2 separate regions of the Homo sapiens genome follow, and region 2 is linked to region 1. Evidence: read pairs that join two places in POLR2A ChIA-PET (ENCODE). Cell type or tissue: PC-9. All regions are shown on one strand.

The links. ChIA-PET counts read pairs that join two places held together with the same protein. Peaks named below come from ENCODE experiments on the same cell type or tissue, not always from the same donor. Only the 100,000 strongest peaks of a DNase experiment are listed, where the experiment ranks them.
Region 2: POLR2A ChIA-PET joins it to region 1 with 11 read pairs; 2 of 35 experiments call an interaction of 5 or more read pairs at or near these places.

Annotation. Positions count from the first base shown.
Region 1 is chr22:37,998,952-38,001,451 of GRCh38, forward strand. It overlaps a transcript of POLR2F not described here. Among named protein-coding and RNA genes, the nearest start is that of MIR4534, 11 kb to the left of the region's middle. RefSeq lists an enhancer at 1-241. In PC-9, a CTCF peak has its summit at 824; DNase peaks (open chromatin) are centred at 540 and 1,110; H3K27ac peaks cover 549 bases.
Region 2 is chr22:37,501,148-37,503,647 of GRCh38, forward strand. CARD10 (caspase recruitment domain family member 10) reads right to left here. Exons shown (of 20, transcript NM_014550.4): 10 at 2,038-2,066; 11 at 1,455-1,578. Among named protein-coding and RNA genes, the nearest start is that of MFNG, 16 kb to the left of the region's middle. RefSeq lists enhancers at 915-1,514, 1,515-2,112. In PC-9, no CTCF peak of the experiment used is centred here; a DNase peak (open chromatin) is centred at 1,424; H3K27ac peaks cover 1,410 bases.

The DNA of each region.
Region 1 (2,500 bases):
CGCCCCAAGATGGGTCCTGCTTTTCACCACAGATGCGCCCCCGTCCCTACACAAGATGAAGACCCCCTCCTGTCATTCCCTCACCCAGGGCCTCCCCCTTCTGTCTTCCCTCATTCCCAGACGGCCGTACCCTCTACCCCGAGGTGGGCCTGCTGGGCAGCTGGCCCTGAGTTCCTGGGCTCTCCCAGTCTGCCCCCATCTTTGCTGAGAGATCCAGGTGCTCCTTGTGGGAAATGCCCTGGGGATGGTGCTGTGGAGTGCCAGCCTGGGGTCCTGAGTTGTACCCTCTGTCCCAGGATCCAGGAGCCCCACTTGCCTGGCTCCAGGCCCAGTTCAGACACATTTCTACCGGGTGGCTGCAGGCACCTTTGGCCGCCTGCGTGTGGGGATGCTGGAGCTTGTCGGCCATCACAGGGGGCTCAGCCTTCCTCGTCAGCTCAGGCCCCTGTGGCAGCCTCAGCCTGGCCTGTGGTCACTGAGGACCAGCAGGTCTCCTGACATCCGAATGTCATACCCTAAGGAAGGCCTTGGCGAGGCTCCAGGAGGCCTAGGAGGGTGTGGTGCTCTCCTGCTCCAGTTGTGGGGCTGAGTCAGAATCCTCCCAGGTCATCTGCACCTGGGCGTCCTGACACCCCTTCCCCTCCCCAGGGCCTCAGGCTGGCCACCGAGCCGAAATGAGCCTAGACTCTGTGGGACGCAGAGGCAGTGGGGTGCGGAGGATGAGGGCTTTGGGGCAGTCAGAGCAGGGTGCCCCACTCCTTGGCCCTGTGACCTGGGCAGAGCTCCTTTGTCTCTCTGAGCCCCGGGGTTTCCTCTTGAAAATGGGTCATGTCATAACTGGCAGGTTCAGAGGTAAGAGAAGGTAACAGGTGTCAAGTGCCCGACACAATAGCCAACCACTGTGTGTTGTTATTTTTATTGTGATGATTATTGTTATTGGAGGGCTGGGCAGCCTCCACTACCCTTGGGCTGGAAGGCACACTGTGCACACCATTTGACTGCCTGGATCTGCACCTGGCAGCCTGTGCCCGCTAGGCGAATCGCAGGGATCCCAGCACTGTTCCTCCTCAGCTGTGGTTTTGGCGAGGGTGAGCTTATTGGCCCCCAGACCTCCTGTGTGCCAGCGTCATTTCCATATCTGGTGACTCATCCTGCTGGTCCTGCCGGAACATGATGCCTCCCCTGACGGCATGGTGCAGGCACAGTGTGTGCAGCCACTGGCCTCGGTTCCTCCCCTGGGAGTTGGCCACCTGCGCCCCCACGGTAGACTCTGGCATGCTAAAGCCTGAAGGGAGCTTAGCGGTTGTCCAGCCGGACCTTCTTATTGTACTGACAGGGAGCTGAGGTCTAGAAAAGAGAGGGCCTTTCTGGGGCACTGTGGAGTAAACAGAGTTGGCAGGCTCTTCTACATTGGGCTAGGAGTCTGGACTCCTGGGTTCTTGCCCAAACTTGGATGCTAGGGGCCAAGTGGGCTGGGAAAATTCCTTACTTATAGCTGGGGTGGGGAGAGGACACACGGAGAAAGAAGGTGGAGCCTTTTGCAAACTAAAGTGCTTTCCAAATATGGGGGGTTATCAGGAGGGTGGCTTTGGGCCCCTCGAGATGGTGCTGACCCTGTGTTCCTCTGCAGTCTGTGCAGGGCACTAGGGTGGTTGGTGTCACCAGCCCAGGGGCTGCTGGACACAGGCCCCACCCAGAGGAATAAGCCAACACCATTGAGGAGGGGCAGCCCAGGGCTCCCTGCCTGGCTTTGGAGGTGTAAGGTGTTTGAAATAACATTCTCCAACATGCTCAAAGTGAAACCAGCTTCCTTTGGGAACATATGGAGACCACAGGCACTTCACAGGGGCTGATGAGGACCCACCAACTCTGCTGTGGGCTCTGTCCCTGCCCTCGGAGCTCATAGCCTGGTGACCTTGGCATTCATTATTTTCATTCCAGTTCTCAGCACAGCGCTTGGCACATAGTAGGAACTCAGGAAGTGTTTATGGGATGGAATGGGGTGATGATGTTGAGGCAAGATGAAGGGTATGAACGGAGATGACATCTGCGTCTTGCCTGGAAGCAGAGGGTAGGAAAAGGAGCAAGTAAGGAGTGGCGGCTGGCATGGGTGCAGCACCACTGAGAGGAGGGGTTGAGAGAGGTTAGAGAAGGACTAGAGTCAACACTCCTGAGAGCCCTTCTTTGCCCTGTGGCCTCTTACTTGCAAGCTAGTTCCCCTCTCTCAGCCTCAGTTTCCTAATCTGTAAAACAGGGATAATAGAATTTATTCATGAGTTGTTGCAAGGCTCAAGAACGGTAACACATGGGCCATGGCAGGCTCTCGACCGTGCCTGCTGGACACCCAGTGTGTTGTGAACAGAGATCTTTAGAGAGAACAGATAAAAATTACAGAAGTATCTTATAGAGACACAGTTGACAGATACAGAAATAATGTGAGTTGCATCATATTAGATTCAGAGAGATTAAAGATAGATTTTTAGGGGAATTTACGAATTTA
Region 2 (2,500 bases), 500 kb before region 1:
TCTCTCTCTCTCTCTGTCCACCACCTCTGCACCTTCCCCAGCCTGTGTTCTTCCCCAGGAACCTCTCTCCTCCCCAGGAACAGCATGGGCAGCAGAAGTGGCCCCATGTGATCGTGGGGCCTGGGCGGGGCTGGGACGGAGGCTCCTGCTCCCTGGCTGCATCCTGGCGCCCCCTGGACAACAGCCAGGACCCCTGCTGCAGCCCAAACTGGAGGAAGGGAGGAAGGGCCGAGGCGAGCAGGAAGGGAGGCGCCTCCACCCCTTCCCCGAGAAGCACGTCCTGCACAGGCAAAAACAATGTCTCGCTGAGCCCACTGCCGGGGGCCAGGTGGGGGCAGGGCCTGGACACTGGCTGACCAAGCCGCTCCGGAGGCCAGAGGCCCTGGTCCTATGCTGTACCCATCTGCTGCGTGACCCATCCCTCTGCACCCAACACCTCCACATTCCAGCGCTGACAGTCCATGTTTCCTATGCCCTTTCCAAAACCCAAATCTGATCAGGTCACTATGAACCCAGACCTGGTACTTCCCAACTGTGGGACCCTGGGCAAGTTGCTTAACCTCTCTGAGCCCCAGTTACCTCCTCTATGGAGCAGAGATAATCGTCATTATGCCTACTCCCTGGACAAAGAGCATGTTGTAAAACAGCCAGCAGCTGGCCTTGCAGTTAATAACTAAACCCTCCCACATTTCCCAGAGTGTACAAGCCAAAGTCCACACTTTCCCAGCCTGACTCAGGAAGCCTTGACTTTCGCCCTTCCCCCTCGCTCCTCCTCCACAGTCACCGGATGCTCTCCCTACCTGCCCTCTCCTCACAGCTGAGTTCCAAGACCACAATGGCCGTGCAGCCCCCGCTCTGCCCCACCCCTCCCTTAGATACACTGGCAGGTGTGAACAGCGGCCACGCACCGGCCACACTAACAGCACGTCGCCTACAGTGCACTCTGCACTAATGGGCTTTGTGACTCCTGTTATGGACCTGTGGCTGGCCCGGTCACAGGGGCTCCTGAGGTGACCCAAGCCCACCCACAGCATGAAACTTTGCTGGGTGGCTCAGTCCCAGGGACTCAGAGCCAAGGGACTGACAGGCAGGACATTGGGACGAGGACAGCTTGTAAGTGACAACTATTACTAAGCACCTGCTACATGCCTGGCAGAGCTGGGTGCTTTGCTTCTGCGAGCAGAGCCCTCAAAAGACCTCCATGCAAAAAGGGTCATCATCTCCCTTTAGCTACTGAGGAAATGGAGGCCCAGAGAAGTGAAGGGACCAGCCCAAGTCACAGGGACGATCAAGAGCGGCAGCAGGATTGGAATCCAAGGGCTGCCAGTGTCTACAGATCTTAATCTTCCAATAGTTGCATAAAACAGGGGCGAGGCAATTGCTCCTCCCACCTCACTCCTGTTCCCCTCTCAAGCAATCACCCCAGCTCCACCCACTGCAGGCAGCTACAGTACCTGTTGAGGAAGTCCAGGCCACAGCCCCGAGCCAGGAGGCCTTCCGGCTTTCCCAAAGGCCACACGCTGTCAGAGGATGAGGACGAAGAGAGGCCAGGGGACCAGGGCTTAAGTGTCACACTCCCTGGGGAAAAAGAATGAGGTTCAGGGATCTGGCACTGGGAAACAGGGATGGCCAGGGTCCATGACAGGGACTGACCCCCCTCCAGCCCAGAGAGGCCTTGGCAGGTTTGAGGCCCCAGGAGCACATCAGACCCACTGGGCTCAGAGATAGGTCAGGGCCCACCAGGCTGACCCCGCAGTTTCCCAGAAGAGGGTGAAAGGTGGCCCAGAACTGAAGAGCCTCGTACATCACAGCCGGGAACAGGAGTGAGGCCCAGGACTGGGCTCGGGGTGAGAGGCTGGAACCAAAGTCCCCAGGGTCCTCCCAAGCACAACCTTCCTGCCTGGCAGGGGCCACGGCGGGGCTTCAGGGAAGGGGATGCAGGCCAAAGGTAGCGCAGGTGGTGCAGGCTTCAGGTGGGCTGCAAAGCCACCTCCCCCGACCAGAGGAGCCCTCCCCACGGAACTCAAGGGCTGTTACCTGTGATGTCTGACATGCTGCTGAAGGATCTGGGCAGAGAGAGGGCAGGGAGGGGGCAGGAGGTGAGGCACAGTGGGCACTCTGCCCCGCTCCCTCCTCCTGCCCCCACACCAGATAAATGTCTCACAGCCCCCAAGCAAATGCAGGCTAGACTCAAGGCAGGGTCCCAGGTACAGGGCACCCATGCCACCTGGCTCCCCTAAACTCCCAGGGTAAGAAGTTAATGTCCTGGCCTCTGTCCAATGTTGTTCCACCTACAATGCCCTGGCATGCCCTTCAAAGCCAGCTCTTTCAATGCCACCTCCTCCTGGAAGCCACCCCTGATCTCTCACCCCTCACCTCACCCTCACTTGCCACCTTTGTGGTTTGTGACTCCCAGGTACGCCTCCTAAATTAAACCATGACCTCCTCATCAGACACCTCCTTGGGACAGATTTACGCAGATCAAGGCCATACTGACCAC